Linked DNA regions of Mus musculus: region 1 is linked to region 2. The links are chromatin loops, found by intact Hi-C in ENCODE. Cell type or tissue: heart. All regions are shown on one strand. Each heading gives the region's core, and the rest is flanking DNA. Links, peaks and the distances in the headings are about the cores only.

Region 1 (8,991 bases), core at 663-8,662, 210 kb before region 2:
AATTTTGCCCTACCCTCAGAACTCTGGGAAAACTGGTATGTCAAGCCACTAGCTTCTAGGTAATGCACAACTTTTCTACTCAAAATTTCCATGCCCAGTGTCGAGTTTCGCAAAAACTCCATGCTCGATTCTTGTGCTGCTGCTGTGGGGCACCTGAATTATTCTCATCGGAGCAAGATCACCCTTTCCTGGACCTGATGATGGAGTCCAGCTTTCCTCTGACTCTGAATCCTCTGTCCAACACGGGGAACTTCCTCTCATTCTCTTCTGTCTACTCAAGGTCTGTTGTTTCTCATGTTCTGTCTCAGCCCCCAATGTACCATGCTGAAGGAATAATCCGAATACAGTCCATTCTTTAGAGGACATCACATTAACAGGAACCACTATATACTTCTTTAAGTTTAGATACTCCATACCATGAACTCAACTCTATAGCCCTAGGAGAATTACCAATTTGGGTACAATTACCATAAATGTTAAATGTTGACATCAAGAGAAATAAGGTGATGGACCAAGAACATTAAAAATATCATTTAATCCTTTAACAAGACTTAGTAGAAAACAGATCTTCAATTTATCAATATAATTTTTCTAAAATATTTCTAAAATTCTATTACTTCTATATGTATTTATATTTATAGCACTACACTTTAAACTATATGATTCAAAAGAATTATAAAACATTAGACTTGAGCTAGTACAGTCTTAAGATTGTAAAATTACACATTTCTCTTGCCCTTTCCACTTTATCCTTTGGCTCTACAGTTTAAAGTTTCATTCACGTTCTCACATGACTTAACAATAATGATCTGAAAAAGAAGAAAGAAAAAACTCAAAGCATGCCTCTGGCCCAGTGACTTATGTATGATTCTCCCTTTTCAAGTGCTTTGTTTTGTAGTTTTCAAGGACAAATCTCAAAGGACTAAGGAAGAGACTGCAGCATATACTATATACTGAATCAAAGACAATTACTGTTAAGGCAGAAATGACAAGTTTTGGAAAGTACCACACAGTCATCTACCATTACCTATCATTCATTTCAGTCTTCTGTTGTTACTTTTAAAAAGCATGAACTCTAAGTGTGCTTGGTTTCCCAAACAGCAAAACAAAAGGGCAGGTCACAAACTTCCTGAAAAAGTGGGTATAAACCTGAATTTCTCTTTAGTAAATATCGAGGAATAGAATGACCAGGTGGTACAAAGGGTGTCTCACTTAACTGCTTTTTAAATATTTCACACAGCTGTGGGTAAGAAGCCCAGCAGATGCACATTCTTGCCAATAGCTCTATTCGCTATTGACAGAGAGTATTATACACTGTTTACATAATGTGATGGTTTATATATGCTCAGCCCAGGGAGTGGCACTATTAGAAGGTGTGGCCCTGTTGGAGTAGGTGTGTCACTGTGGGTGTGGGCTATAAGACCCCTCATCCTAGCTGCCTGGAAGTCAGCCTTCCACTAGCAGCCTTCAGATGGAAATATAGAACTCTCAGCTCCTCCTGCGTCATGCCTGCCTGGACACTGCCATGCTCCCGCCTTGATGATAATGAACTGAATCTCTGAACCTGTAAGCCAGCCCCAATTAAATGTTGTCCTTATGAGAGCTGCCTTGGTCATGGTGTCTGTTCACAGCAGTAAAACCCTAACTAAGACACATAATTAAGTAAAAATTGTGCTTCATCAGAGTAAAAAAAAAAAGCAGAAACCCACAAGATGGCATCTAAAATTCAGAGCAATGGAAGACTTCCAAACTGTGTTAAGGTGATTATAAATGTAGAAAACCATAAAAAGACTACAGGAGTTAAGTACATACACATGCACTAACTTCTTGGAAATCTTTAAATGCTGTTACACAAACCCAACTAACACGCCAATCTGAAACAGAGAATTGCTTGTTCTGTTTTCAACCAAATGCCAACCACATTAGGTCAAACCCCTTATCCAGTAAAACAAGGGCTAAGTAACAATACAGGTAGAAGGAGTGACGATTATCATTCCACTGTACAGTTGGAGGTCAGAGGCACAGACATGAGGACCCGCTATCATCCTTATTAATGCAACAAACAGAATCAGAAGCACTTGCATGATTCTGAGGTGTTTGCATATCACAAAATAATTGAGACATGCCACTGAAATCACTTTCTACGACAAGAAAGTGGAAATTGGATAATGTACACAGTGCCACAAGGTTGTGAGTTACAAACCCTGGACTCAAACTCAGAAAGTCTAACTCCAAAGCACAAGTTCTCACCTCTTCCTGTCTCCCAAAAGACACCTCCACCACCACTTTTCTGTAGACTCGGATAAGTGCTCTGAAACTCTTAAGACTGTGTATCTCACACTCTCTCTAAGGAAAGTGTATTCAGAAATGTGCTGCTCCCATGCACTGAAAGGCCAAGCTTTGGGGTCAGGAAATTGTAACTGAAAGGAAATTATTTCAGATGCCACCCCTTGAGAATGGGGATAACAGAGGCAATTTATGGGATTTCCCTGAGGATCAAATAAGATACAATATTCAAAGTGCATAGTATAGTATTGGAATGCTAAGGAAGTCAGTCGGTAGGATTACTGATACAGGTACTAATATTAGTTCTATTTGTTCTAAGCTGTTTGGAAGACTGTTGCTTCTAATTATAGAATGTGACAGTAATTTTCAAGTGAGAGCTCTCTTAAGATTACATTGTCTAAAAAAATTTGTGGAATTGACTCTCCATAACATATGATGGTAGCCAAAAATAAAGTATAGTTATACAGAATGATGGTAAATGTGGAAAATAAAATCTTAACAACAAGTAGTTAATTCTTGAAACTTGAAGTATGGGAAGCTGAAAATTCTTCAAAAAACAGACTTGAAATTACCTAGAGCAAGCTGTAGGAACTATATCCAACTCTAGTTTTGGGAAGACAGCTCTAGAGAACAGTTGGAGCACACAGGCTTCACAGGGGTAAGCAGGAAGTGATGTAGGTAAGTACAGGATGCAGAAATAAGTAGGACCACACATCTTTTACCTAGAAGACAATGTTTAAGACACTTACTAGAATCCGGAGTTTTCTCTTCTGACTTGCCAAACAGAAATTCGTACTTTGCCTTGGCAACACTCTGAGAATGTGCTGATGCACTGTTAACCCAAACAAACGGCTCTGCCTGCAAAATGAGAACCAAACGAAGACATTATCACAAATACAGCATAACAAGTAATGACAAAACAAATTACCCAAGAAGGGAATGATTACACCACCGCGGTAAATATGCTTGATACACTACTATATAATCACTCAAAATTAATCAAACAAAAAATCAGAATATAATCAGGACACACGATTTCATCAATGAGATCCAGCCAGAAAATAGTATACATGTCATGTCTATGGGGGTGGGGGAACACCACACACAAAGCCTGCCATGACTCAGTAACGTGCTTGCCATGTAAGCACAATGACCTGAGTCCAATATCTGGAACATATGTTGAAATCAACAAACAAACATGAGAGCTATCAGTCTGTAACTCCAGCCCTGGGAAGGCCGGCTGGCCATGCCTACTCAGTGAACTCCAGACCAATGAGACTCTGTTTCAAACAAAGTGACTGGCTCCTCAGGAATGATACCAAGGGGTAACCTCTGGCTTGCACACACACACTCACATATATGCACCCACATGAACAGGCTCTCACATGCATGCATACACACACAGTAAGTTTATGCTAGCTTTTAGCTATTAAAAACCTTATTTTATTTTCTGCATGATTAACTTCAAGTAATTCTTTCTATGTGTTTGGTTGAGCCACACCAAAGAGAAAGTAGCCTTTCTCCAAAACTTACCATATCTGTACATCAGAAATACCACTCAGCTAGTCAAGGAGTATACCGAACTGTAAGTAATTCCATTGATACAATCTGTCTTAAATTTGAGCATCTGCCCAGATTCTTAAAAGGCTGCTATTTAAAGAAAAACTACAGGGGTAAAATTGGTTCACATCATAATTCCTAAGACTTCCTTCCTGACTGCTTTTAGACAAGTATTGAAATTTGAGTGGTTCCCATTTCTGGCCTAGAATTAAGTAATAGATGAAATTTGATCTATGCCCACCGTGCAGTCATCCCCTTGCCTCTACTGTGAATGAACACATCCAAGATATGATATTATCTACACTGGGTTCTGTCTTGACTACAAAACATCTACTCTCATGTAGGACTCTTCTCTGGGCAACGCTGACATCAAGGGTTCTGTGAACAATCAAGTAACCACTCGAAACAAGGGTACCTCAGACTTCCTGCCTGTGAAGCAGAAATGTCTGTCGGTGACAGAAGGACCAATTACAACTCCAGCACCCTACAACAGCCAAGTACAGCATGTGGTGTCATCCCTGGTGCTCTCCCCTGGCTCTTCTATGCCACTATCAAAAGGTTAACTTGCAGAAGTTTGAGACAGCATTCCTTAAAATACTTCTGCAATCATTTATTTTTTATAATGTATAAAATTCATCTCTGGAAATTCTTCTTAGTGTAGTGTGTTTAACAAGTACAGATTAATTAACCTTTTCCCCAACAGAGAGAAAATAATGATAATCTGTGTATGTAGAGAGCTCTGGCTAATAAAAGGAACTCTCCCAGGAATTCCCAAAGAAGGTGACCTAATTTGGGGAAGATGCTTATGTAGGGTTTTCTGAGGAAGTGATCGCTGCAGAAACGAGAAACACGAGATGCTTGGAAGGTCAGAAACATGTACTATGCAGAGGGACAATGACCCATACCTACACTGAGAGCAGGCCAAGCAGCTCAGAAGAACATGTAAGGGGCCCATTTCAGAGCAGACAGAGAGCAACAGGGCTCTCAGAAGCAATAGCAAACCAGCATGGGGTACCTGGGGAGTGAGGCCTCATTTTAATCAGAACTTGAAAGAAAGCCATCAAAACATTTTGGCAAATATTTTTATTTATTTACATTTCAAATATTGTTCACTTACATTTTTAAAAGCTATAGGCCTATCATACAAAGGAGCTTAATAGTCTATGAGAGAATAGAGCTCATGGCAAGTAGACTAAAGTGGGTTAATTTAGATCTTTGCATAGAGATGGTCTGTGGAATGCTCTGGTCAGTCAGATTTAAGAAAGTAAAAAGAAGATTAAATCAAGGATAATTATAATGGATAAGATTTATTAACCACTTACTCTGTGGCAAGCACTGCTCCTCTAGTGCTATGTATGGAATGCATCATTTAATGCTCAGAGCAATCACATAAACTGAGTACAGCTCTCATCCCTGTCTCATGGATGACAAAATGATTCGATAAACAAGGTGTCCAAGGTAGTACAGATAATAAATTACACGTTCTGGATTTGATTCTATGCAGTCTAAATCCAGAGCACATAGCTCTTGAGCTGGCATCCAGGAGTCAGGCTTGCATGTCTGGGAATATGGAGTGAGATGGGAAGAGATTAGAGAAGGATTATTACCTTCAGCTTGAACTTGCAACTGCCAGGTAACCTCCAAAGCCACTTAGCATGCCACAGACGTATACTGTAAAGAAGAAGCTCACCAGTACACAACCAGCAAATATCCAGGATGCAATGCATGATGCACTTTCAGCAGGTCAAGAAAGATAATCTTTTTGGCTTAGACTCACAATTAGAGCTTGAAGACTATTCTAAAGAAAAGTTTCATTTGAGCACTAATCTTTGGCTTTTGGTCTAGGGGGAGCCTATCAGAAGATTTCTGGAAGTCCATACTCAGGAAAAATACTTACATTCTGATTCTCACTTAAGATAAAATTTGGCAGTTTATTTTAAATATTAATGTATTTTAAATACATAGTTAGCCCTCCCTATCTGCAGATTGTAAATCCACAGATGCAATCAAACATAGACCTGTTCCTCTTACAGAGGACACAGGTTTGGCGCTCAGAATCCACATGATAGCTTACAATCTTCCTTAAGTTCCAGGGGATTCAACACACTGTTCTGACCTCCAAGGTCACAGGGCACACATGATGTATATACATACATGAAGGTATCATACACTTAAACTAAAACTTTTTTAAATCAAAAAAAAAAAAAAAACAAGGACAACTAAAAGGACATTTAAAGATTTTTTTCTCAAACTTCTAAGTCATGAGTCTATGTCTGTGTATCTCCAGGAGGGTATTGGGAAAATGTATGGTTGTACGTAAGTGTCCAGGTTACCTTTCTTTTTCTGAGATAAAATACTTTAATCAAAAGCAACTTGGGGGAGGAAAAGAGTTTTTTTCAGCTCAAACTTCTAGACCATGACCATAGTCGCACACCTTTAATCCCAGCACTCAGGAGGCAGAGATAGGAGGATTTCTGAGTTCAGTTCGAGGCCAGCCTGGTCTACAAAGTAAGTTCCAGGACAGCCAGAGCTATACAGAGAAACCCTGTCTCAAAAAAAAAAAAAAAAAGAGAGAATTCATGGGAGGAGCCAAGGGAAAACCACGTAGAAACACAGCTTCCTGGGCTTATTGACTTGCTATAACTCAGCTAGCTTTCATACTCCCCAGGTCTACCCACTAGAGGTGATACAGCTCAGAATGAGCGGGGCCCTTCACATCAATCATCAGCCAAGATAACCTCTCACAGGTGTAGTCAAAGGTCTATCAAATTAGGCAATTTTATTATTATCCTTATGATTACCATCATCAATATCACATACAGGTATTTGCCTGCATACGTGTGTGTGTGTGTGTGTGTGTGTGTGTGTGCCCCATTTGCATGCCCCGTGCCCCTCAGAGGCCAGAGGGGGCATTATCCCCTAGAGCTGGAGTTACATATGGTTGTGATCCACTGTGTGGGTGCTGGGAGCTGAAGCTAAGTTCTCTGGAAGAACACCCACTGCTCTTAACCTTTAAGCCATCTCTCCAGCCCCAACCAAAAAGGTCCTCAATTGAGCTTCCCCTTTCTTCCCAAGTGACTCTTGGTTGTTTTAAGTTGGTAATACAAACTACCCAGCCCAGTGAGTATACACAGTCATAATTTAAAGTATACTTCTCCATATATCATGATCAAAACTGTTTAAAATACACTGATACAAGGGAGTTCTCAACATTCAGCACAAATTAAAATAGTCCATAGCACTTATTAAAACAAATGTTTCTTGTAATGCACACAAGAGCTTCAAATTCAGTTAGTGCAGGGCCTGAAAATGTGCACTTCCTCCCAATATTCCAGGTGACGCTGGTGGTCCGGCATCACACGGCCGGCAGCACAGCTCCTGATAGGTCTGCTCTTCATATGTTATTGTATGTAAGAATCAACTGGCAGTCGTCCTGTTGTGTTTGCAGGTCTGATCTGATATTGAGCGGACCACAGTTTGAGTGCCTAGACTCGCAGGCTCTGAAGCTGAGAGTGAAGCAGCATACTCAAAGCATACTCAGACTCTCACACAAGAAAAAAAAAAATTTTATGGGCTGCTCTATCTAGAAATAACAGCGATGAAAGTGTCTCAATTTAACAAAGCACTCCATATTTTGGCAGTTATGGGGACACCTTCATCCAGGCTGAAGTCAAGGCATTAATATCCATCCGCTTTGCTAAGTGAAATAAAACGCACTCTCCTGCCTTCCATTATCCTGAGACTGTGAGCTCTGCTGATTCTGCTCTCCCCATGCTAATGCTTTGAAATCTTCACCTAGCTCTACAATAATTGTAGACCTCTGAACGACTGTATTTGAGATAATCAGCTTGATTAAAGACATGCATGATTCAGTAACACGCTTTTCAATCTGTATTACTCCTTGAATAAAACTTACTCCTTTTGATTTATCACAATCACTTAGGAGCACAAATCTCTTCGATAAGCATACAGAATAGGGGCTAGGATAAGCTCAGCAGTTAGCGTGCATGTTTCGCATACATGAGGGCCTAGGTTCAAAGCCTGACCCCGAAAATGTAATTTAAAAGGCAGTAAAGGACTTATAACTTGATTTGGGTGATCAGGACTAAAATCCAGTTTTGCTACTCTTCAATTAACATAAATGTCTGGACTTCCGATCCCCTGCTATATAAAAGCGCTAAAGAATCTGGATAGCGGACTTGTTGACACAACCCTGATCTTGGCACTCAGGAGGGCTAAGAAGTAGGTAAGCCAGTATTACAATGTACATCTCTAATTTGAAATCTGAAACTTTTAGGAACTAAGAAGACACACAAATTCTACCTCATGTCACAGAACATAGTTGAAATGAAGGCACAATAAAAACATCATATAAAATTTCTGTCTGGCTACAAAATAGGGGAGGGGAAAGAAAACAAAGTAGAAAACTTCATAAGTAAAAGTCACTTTCAGTGAAGTGGGCAGAAAACGACTGGGGCCACAGGAGTGGTGGAGGGGAAGGAGAATGGGCCTAAAGCAGCACCATGCACTGTATTGTTCTAATTATCTCAACTTCAATATGATTTGAGAGTCAGTTGAGTATTCCAGAGCTCTTTGGGCCAGAAGAGATTAAAAGCTAAATTGAAAATAATAAAAATAATATTTCACAACTCCCTTTAAGCCAACACTTAATTCCAACATTCACGTCCACGTTCAATCCTGTTTAATCCCTTCTGTTCCCTTTATCTGCAGAAGCTGAGTCCACTGCAACAGGGTACTGTGTGCAACAGGGTACTGTGTGCAACAGGGTACTGTGTGCACTTACCAACAATTGCCGTCAGAGAGCTGAAGATTGGAGCTGATGCTGCAGACACTTGGTTAGGTGTTCTTGGATGAACTGTATTCTGAACAACCCATGTTGAAGCCCTGACTTCAACCACAACTGTATTTGGAGGTCATTACAATGAGATCAGCAGATTAGGTCTTAAACTAAGGTAGCTGGTGACTTTCTAAGAAAACAATATGAGAGACACAGAGAGATAGCCAAAACAAAGACCACGTGAAGACAAAGGGAGAAGGTGCCATCTGAAGCCATGGGAAGGGACCTCAGCAGTATCAACTCAATAGTCATGGACTGCTGATTTTTAAACACAGGAGACAGTTTAG
Region 2 (8,991 bases), core at 622-8,621:
TGAGTACTGTTTTCCCTAAATATTTTATCACCATAAAAGCTAAATAAAGGCTCATTATGGAAAGTTTGTATTTCATAATTTCAGACATGTATAATATAATATAAATGAGTCACAGAAGCACCCAAATCATCTGCTCTAACCAGCCTTTTGCTTTATCCACACGTTTATTGTGCATATTTACATTTATTAGTTCTTTAAGAACTTTATACATTGTATTTTGATCATATTCACCTCTTTTAAGCTCCTTCAACATCCATTGTACTTCCTGCCCTCCCAACTTCATGTCATTTAAAAAAACAAAACAATACACGGAGCTCAGTTTGTACTGTCCACAAACTCTTGCATGTGCAGCTTACCACTGAGCATAGTAGACTTCCCAGAGGCCACAACATTAAGAGGAACCAATTCTCCCCTTCCTCTAGCTACCAGTGCCTCTGCTGGTGGTGGGTGGGATTTATGCCCACCCCTTCCATGATATGTAGATAGTTTCGTATCTGTTTTCTTCTTGCCACCCACCATTATACTATTATCATTTACACCCTCATAGTCATCTAATACAGTCTTTTTTAAAAATATTTTTTATTATTATGCATTTTCCTCAATTACATTTAGAAGGCTATCCTAAAAGTCCCCCATACCCTCACCCCCATTTCCCTACCCACCCATTCCCATTTTTTTGGCCCTGGCATTCCCCTGTACTGGAGCATATAACGTTTGTGTGTCCAATGGGCCTCTCTTTCCAGTGATGGCCGACTAGGCCATCTTTTGATACATATGCAGCTAGAGTCAAGAGCTCCTGGGTACTGGTTAGTTTATAATGTTGTTGGTAACAAAAGAACTCAAATGATATGTACTCACTGATAAGTGGATATTAGCCCAGAAACTTAGTATACCTGAGATATAAGATACAATTTGCAAAACACATGAAACTGAAGAAGAACGAAGACCAAAGTGTGGACACTTTGCTCCTTCTTAGAATTGGAAACAATCACCCATGGAAGGAGTTACGGAGACAAAGTTTGGAGCTGAGACAAAAGGATGGACCATCTAGAGACTGCCATATCCAGAGATCCATCCCATAATTAGCCTCCAAACGATGACACCATTGCATACACTAGCAAGATTTTGCTGCAAGGACCCTGATATAGCTGTCTCCTGTGAGACTAGGCCAGGGCCTAGCAAACACATAAGTAGATGCTCACAGTCAGCTATTGGATGGATCACAGGGCCCCCAATGGAGGAGCTAGAGAAAGTACCCAAGGAGCTAAAGAGATCGTCTAATACAGTCTTAATTGCATCACAATACTCCTGATTTAACCCTTCCCCCATTGCACAGCGTTTAGATATTTTCCAATTTTTTTTTTGAAATTGTAAATAATGTTGTTGAAAGCATCATCTTTCATGCCATTCTAAAACTGCTTTTCTTCATTAGCTGTGATGGGTTCATGTAGCAGTCTTAGGTGTGAACCAGGTTTCTACGCCCTCTGCATTAGGATTCTCTTGCCTCTATCACATCTGTCTTCCTGAGAGACCCAGAAAGAACACATCGTTTACCTGCTAGTTATAAAGCACGTGAACTTGGTTCATTTCTCCACTTCCTTCAGCCCCTGTACTCACACACTGTCCTGCCCTTTTAACTGTTGTTCTGTAAGGCCATTTACTCCAATTTCCTTCTACCACTCTCCAGATTCTTCCTTGGTGTCACACATGAAAATCACCCAGCTGACCTCGAGGACCTGCTTTGTAGTCTTCTCTGCCCTCCATTCTCAGATCCATCTTTTGTTAGTTTGCTCTCTGTTTCAAAACTCTACGACTCTTCTATGAAACCTTACATGAAATATCACCACACAAAGTGCCACATCTCCTGCTATTTTTTTCTTTGCATCTATGCTGTCTATTTGTCTGCAATCCCATCCCCAGATTCCTGTCTTCCTTTTATTTCCATCTCATTCCAACATGGTTTTTCTTGCTTTATGTTTTAAGCTTTACTTAATCCTTTAGAGCACAGTTCATACCTTATCTACTCTGTGAAACAGAGTGAGTTTCTGTTACATTCAAAGTTGTGCAACTTGAGTTCAATTCTCTTGGCCATTCTTGCTGGGTGATTAGGGGGGAAAGTAAGAAATTCCATCAAGCCTATTTCTGCATATGCAAATAATAATGCCCTGTGTACCCTTGTAAGAACCTAGGAAGAACTGAATATGTGTTACAACATTTTGGCAAGTTTAATGATATACAGATGAAAGAAAATGTTGTCTACTGTATCCATTAGTATCTGTACCTTTGAGTCATTTCAATATCTAGTTTTATACCATATATTGTAGCAGTTAGGATCATTTCTGTTTTCATGATCTTCAAATTATGAATTTGATTTTTGTCTGTCTCATCATATTTGCTCTTGTATTATGTGTGTTAATTTTTCTTGCTCAGCTACGAGATTCTAAGTGCACTATAGTATATTTCCTTATAGTATGCCTATAAACCCCAGAGCTCAATGCCACACATTACCCTAATGACCACCAGTTTAAGCTATATAAATTATAGCCGGCAAGATCTAGGTAGAGTCACATTGGGATTTAAATCTAAAAAAAATATCCTGTGAACCTAGCCTTCTGGGAGGTTCTAGTAATAGAAAAATCTTGCACTTTGGGGAGTTTTTGGAAGTCTAAAATTAAGATTAGCTTGCACTCTGTGTAAGCTATGAAAGCTATATATGAAAGTAGATTCTCCATTTAAATCTTGCCTCTTGGGAATATTCCATAAATTATTATAGCAATTCCCCCTCTGTTACATCTACTGAAGCCAGAGGGGGAATTTAGACACTTAGGAATGAAACCATTTCCTTAGTGGTCTCCATCAGAAAAGTCAATGCTGTGTTGTTAAAGACTGTATGGTCATACCTTCTTTTAGATTACTTATTTAATCTATGAGTCAATTTTTGGTTTTATCTAGTTACTTATGACCCAATGAACCTTTGCATCTATTAGGTTAATACCTAAAATGTCAGGTATAGAATTAGTGAACGACAAAGAGGCTAAGGTTAGACTTAGAGTTCATGCTGCATTTAGGTTAAAAACTAGGGCTATGGTTAGGTTTGTCAGTGTTGGGGCCACAGTTTAATTTAAGATGAAGCTGAGTTTTAATATTAGGTTTAAAGGTAGGATTAATGTCAGAGTTAGTGTTGGCATTATGGCTAGGTTTAGGTTAAGGCTGTGTCTACATTCTCTATTCCAAACGATACTCTCACTAAAAGATATTCTGTAAATTTTCATCTAGTAGGGTAAAAGCCATGTCTTATAGTTTTGCTTATTTTCTTGGGATTAGTATAAGCACTTCTTGGGGAAAAGATTCATTGCATAGTATTCCTCAGATTAGCTGAAATGATCACTTTTCCAAAGATGGCTAGGGTATTTTTAAAACTCTCCCAGTGAAAGACAAGTGATGCTTTAGTGTAGGCATTAACAGTTAAAGGTCAATTGATGGATCATGTTCAGTTTGTACTGCTCTTTCCTCTAACATCTCCAGCACCCAACATAGAAGCTGACACCATTAAAGTGCTGTGATCTGGATTGTACCAACATTATATAACACTTTCAAAATGAAAAGTGTATATATCTTTGAAGCAATAATTTATGAAGCTCCATGGAGAAAAAAATCCCCAAGTTTGCAGATGTCACTCAACTATATATTTTCAGATCATACATCTTTCTCAAACTGTAAATAACAATGTCCAGTGACTGAATGATATTCCTATATGATCCAGTGGCCCCAAATAATGTACTCACAGTTCAGGTGGCTCCTAAATACCAATAATCCCCAACATGAGTCTATTGTCTCCACAGACATAACCTAACGGATTTTTTCTCTTCTTCCATTCTCTTTGAAGACAACACCATCCACCAAGACTTCTAAGCCAGAACCCTGACTCAGTTTCTTCATGTCCTAATTATGTCTTTTAATAAAAACTAGAAGTCCCTCAACTCTCCCACCCACCTCTTCTCTTGTGCTTCCAAGTAGGCCTTCAGTGCCTCTTGCCTAAACCACTTACAGAGACTCTTAGGATAACCATAAAGGTCTTGTCCTACCCTCCAGTTCTCCTGTGCTTACTCTGTCCTTCCCACTGTTACCAAAACGAGATCGTTTTGTTATAATACCCACTAGTTGAAAGTCTTTCTCAATTTTCCTTCTAGAATCTTCTACAATACTCACTCTTCCATTTCCCCATAATTTTCCCGTTCTCTTGTCTCCCAATAGACCTTAAATGTCAAGATTATACTTACGGCACATTAGGGCCTTCATTTCCCTTGAGTAGATGGTTACTTCTTGAAGTTGAAACTAGTTCATTCATCCATACACTACCACTTCACTGAGCAGTGCTTGGCACACAGCAAGTGATCACAAAGGTTTTTTAGATTCAAGGAAACCTCTTGTAGGACTCTGAAACTCTCAGAGATCCTCTTTGTATATTACTGTGTCCGGTCCCAAAATAAAACTTGTGCTGTGTAAGGTTTCTTTAAAAAGCACACCCTGCATCTCAGCAGGAAGCAACAGATTAATAAACAGCTGACAGAGCAAACTGAATAGCACTCAATGAATCACCCATGTTCCTTTACTTACTGTTCACCAGACTGGGGGAGACAGTGGATGAGCATAGAGTGCTTATTCCTCATTGGCAGATTTGCAAAGGATGCATAGAAGCCTGGGGTATGAGAACATCACTTACTTCCCACATCATGGTGCAACAGAACCACAAAAAGGAAACACCTACAACAAAAGTGAATCTGGAAGCCTGCATGAGTACAGAAATTAAACTAGCACAAAATTTGTGGTTACAGAATGTCCACCTCAACCTATGTTGCCTGGTGTGTAATATAGAGACTTGCATGTGGTGAAAACTAAGTTTTTAAATCACTCCTGAGAACAAATGATGGCTATGTAGATGGTATACAGAATTCTTCCTCTATTCCTTCCTTACTTTCTTCCATCTTTCTCTCCCTTTCTTCTCTGCCTCTTTCTTTCAACAGGATTCCAGGAATCTCAGATTGTTCTAGAATCCCTAACATAGCAGAAGAATCTCTTGAACTTTTGAGTCTTTTGTTTCCACCTCTGGAGTGCTGGGATTACAGACGAGCACTATCACATCTAGTTTATCTGATGTTGAGGATCAAACCTAGGGCTTTGTATATTCTAGACAATGCTCTACTAACTGAGATGCCTCCCACCCACCCCCAATACGTAGTTTTCTATAGACACTGGCTGTCTGCACTGTGGAGGAACTCAGGCTAAGGAGGCTGAGAGTGGGGCTCTGGACTCACCATGCGAAAACCAAAGAGCTCAGGCTACTTCCAAGGATTGAGCTCAGGTTACCTGTAGCAGATTCCAGATCCTTGAAATAATTCTCTCAAAAACCCCTTCAATCTGGAAGGTTAGAGCCACCAATAGTTTTCTTTTGGAAAGGTGATACAGCATAGGGATACAGATGGGATGGAGGATTGGGGAGAGATGATATTCAAAGGGATGAAATCTATCTAGTCCATTCATAAAATATAAAACCATCAATGTGTCCAGAGAAAGGGTCGAATTTTGCCCATTTGTGGTGGGTTTCTCTCATGCTTGTCCTCTGCATACTTCCTACTTGGGATCAAAAATGAGAAAACAAAACAGCCCCGATGAGATGCTGTCCTTTGGATCTTAATACTCCCCACAACTGAAAACTTCCTCATCCTGCCTTCCTGTGTGTCTCTGAGGCAAGTGATGGATTCTGACTCTCACTGTACCAAGCCCAGAAGGAATAGCTTTTGTTTTCTCTTGTGTGTGTTATCTTGGTGAGTTTTATTCCTGGATGTTTTTGAAGTATCCCAGATTCTAGCTAACTGTAACGGGAAAAGACCAAGCCAGGCATGGTAGATGAATCTGAGGACCAGAATGGGAACAGTTGTGGGAGAGGACTTTCAAGTTCAGTGAGAGAAGTACAAAGACAACTGCATAGCCCAGGGTGACTCGGTTCAGACACTGGCATCCGTGGAGATGGGAAGGAAGCAAGGGGGTGTGTGATGATAGAGTGGTGTTGAACATACAGAACAAGAGAATACACACTTCATCTGTTTGTTCCTTCCTGCTTAGCCTCGACTCTGTCTGGTGGCTCCATTATGCTGCTACAATGGGAGTAGTGGTGACCATGAGAGGTGTTGGCTGCTTGGTAAGGGGTCATTTTGGCAGTAGCAGGCCTGAAGCACTCCTGAAGACCTACCCAAGCCAGAGCTCCAGAGGGACTGGCAGGAACCTGAGTGCAGGAGCACATGCTATACAGCTAGACCTCCACGGCCCATGTGTGCATGCTGAAGAACTAGTACTCCTGTCTTTGATACAGCTGTCGCATCTCACTGGCCCACCAGTTCTTCCTCCCATAAACCTGAGGATAGCTCCTGAGCTCGGTATGGCAGCTAGTAGAAGAGCTGCCACCCTAGTTGGAGATGTCATCCCGTTGGGACCATGGCACATCTGGTGTAGCAGGCAGCATCAAGGACTGGAGCTCTGCGGCAAAAAGATGTGTATCCATGGGGAAGAAAGAATAGAGAGGAGCAGGGCCAGAGTTGAAGACTGCTCCAGGCACCTCAGCGTGGATGGCAATATGGAGCAGACCCCTTGGGGTAACTTGACACACAGGGAAACGCTGATAATCCCAGGTCATCATCTGCTAATGGACAGAGCATCTTCCACCTCATGGTGGTAATCCTTTAGGTGTCAGTACCTTGCTATCTGGGTACCAGAGGAAGGAAAGCCCTGGGAAATGCTGGTGACTTCCTTTAGCTTTAACTCTGATGCAGCCTCATTGTGTCTTTATTCTTCCTGGAACAGAGAGAAAGAGGATTTAAAAGGAACAGATTTTCAGAGGAAGAACAGGGACAAAACAGGCCACAATGAGTGTATATAATGCCAAAAGTTCAACAGCTCAACAGCACCAAGACCGAAGAGTTACTTCCACAAGAAGACCTACTGTTACACTGTCAGTTGGCAAGTGGAGTTAGTTGGCTTGTACTAGCCTCACTTGGCTTCTTTAATGACAAGCTCTATAATAGTGATTTCAGGGAATAGGACCAGAATCCACTGCACTTTGTGCAGAACATGCTTAGTTTTTCATTACGGGACTGAATCTTGGTTTAGCTATTCCAGAAAGCCTCAGGCTTGCAGTTCCTCTTTCTCTGCTGCTTCTGAAAGAAAATGATATAATAAGTGAAACATTTGGAAGTTTGTGAAGCTTTATCTCAGATAAAATAAGAACATTGTATATTCCGGTTGTCCAGGTTTGTATTGATGAGCTGTTGTGGAGCCATTCCTAGATGTGAGTTTGTTCTCAACTCATTCTGGAATACCTTCCTCACAGGTAGTTTTAACCATAATTCTTATGACTCTGATGTAACCTCTGAGGATGGGGAAAACACATCACAGCAGACTGACAAGAAAACATAACGTATCTGGTCTACTTAGCACCATCAGCTTAACAGAGCTGAGAGTCCTCTGAGAAGAAAGCATCCTTTGAGGAATTATCTAGATTAGACCTGCCCGTAGGCATGTATTTGAGAGAATTGCCTTATTACTTGATGCAGAGGAACCAACATACTATAGGCAATACCATATTTAGGCAGATGTTCCTGGGCTGTGAAAGAACACTGGCTAATCATGAGCCTGAAGAACAAGCCAGCAAACAGCATTCAGCTATAGCCCCTGCCTCTAGGTTCCTGCTTTGAGTTCCCACCCTTACTTCCCTTTGCAACAAATTATAATCTGAAATTGTAAGGAAAATAAATAGTTTCTTCCCCAAATTGCTTTTGGTCTTTGTGTTTTATCTCAGCAATAGAAGAAAACTAAACAGCATCTTAATGAAATTTCTTCTGCCATTAAAATTATATTAGTGGAGGCTGCAGAGACAGGTTTCCAGTTAAGAGTACTTGCTTGCTTTCATAGAGAGCCTCGCTTCGGTTCCTAGTACCAAGATGGCGGCCCACTGCCTACAATTCCAGTTTCAGAGAATCCAACATCCTTGTCTCCTCAATCACTGCATGTTTGTAGTGCTTATACAGATGAGAAGGCACACACATATAGAGATACAGATACAGATGATACAGATACAGATACAGATACAGATACAGATACAGATAGATACAGATACAGATACAGATACAGATACAGATGCAGATAGATACAGATACAGATACAGATACAGATACAGATACAGATACAGATACAGATACAGATACAGATACAGATACAGATACAGATACAGATACATAAAAATACATTTTTGACTGGGCAGTGTTTTACATCTGCAGTTCTAGCACTTGGTGAAGCAGGAGTATCGAGACAACTTGAGGTCAGTGTGCTCTCTATATGTCAAGACCCAGGCCAGAAACTATCTCCTGTTTCTCTCTCTCTCTCTCTCTCTCTCTCTCTCTCTCTCTCTCTCTCTCTCTCTCCCTCCCTCCCTCCCTCCCTCCCTCTCTCTCTCTCTCCCTCTCTCTCTCTCTCTCTCCTACCTGCATGCTGCCATGCTTTCCACCATGCTAATTGGATTAAGTCTCAGAAATTGAAAATCAAGCCCCAGTTAAATGCTTTTCTGTGTCAGAGTTGCCATTGTCATGGTGTCTCTTCAAACCAGTAGAACACTGCCTATAACAAATCCTTTTAAAATTACATAGTTTTCTTTTTATTTCTGTAATAAAATGATAAAACTAGGTTAGAGGAGGAACACTTCCATTTCACCTTACAATTCCATCTTACAAGTCCATCATCGAGGAACCTGTAAGGAAGCCAGGGCAAGAACTCCAGGCAAGAATCTGTAGTCAGGGGCTAAAGTAGATAACATAGAGAAACACAGCTTGAAGATCCAGACAGTACTTTGCTTCCATCATTTTCTCAGCCTGACTCAGTACATCATCTAGGACCCCCTACCTAGGGTGGCACCACCCACATTGGGCTGGGCCCTCCCACATC

Evidence for each region. A loop is a pair of places that touch in the nucleus more often than their neighbours do. Peaks named below come from ENCODE experiments on the same cell type or tissue, not always from the same donor. Only the 100,000 strongest peaks of a DNase experiment are listed, where the experiment ranks them.
Region 1: a loop joins it to region 2, with 2.1 times the contacts of the local background. A loop is called at or near these places in 2 of 42 quality-filtered maps.

Annotation. Positions count from the first base shown.
Region 1 is chr8:67,997,682-68,006,672 of GRCm38, forward strand. It overlaps Gm15991 (a long non-coding RNA gene), which reads left to right. Exons shown (of 7, transcript XR_003947558.1): 5 at 8,578-8,991. It also overlaps a transcript of Psd3 not described here. Among named protein-coding and RNA genes, the nearest start is that of Psd3, 28 kb to the left of the region's middle. In heart, for the core only: no CTCF peak of the experiment used is centred there; no DNase peak of the experiment used is centred there.
Region 2 is chr8:68,207,645-68,216,635 of GRCm38, forward strand. It overlaps a transcript of Psd3 not described here. Among named protein-coding and RNA genes, the nearest start is that of Sh2d4a, 64 kb to the right of the region's middle. In heart, for the core only: no CTCF peak of the experiment used is centred there; a DNase peak (open chromatin) is centred at 4,567.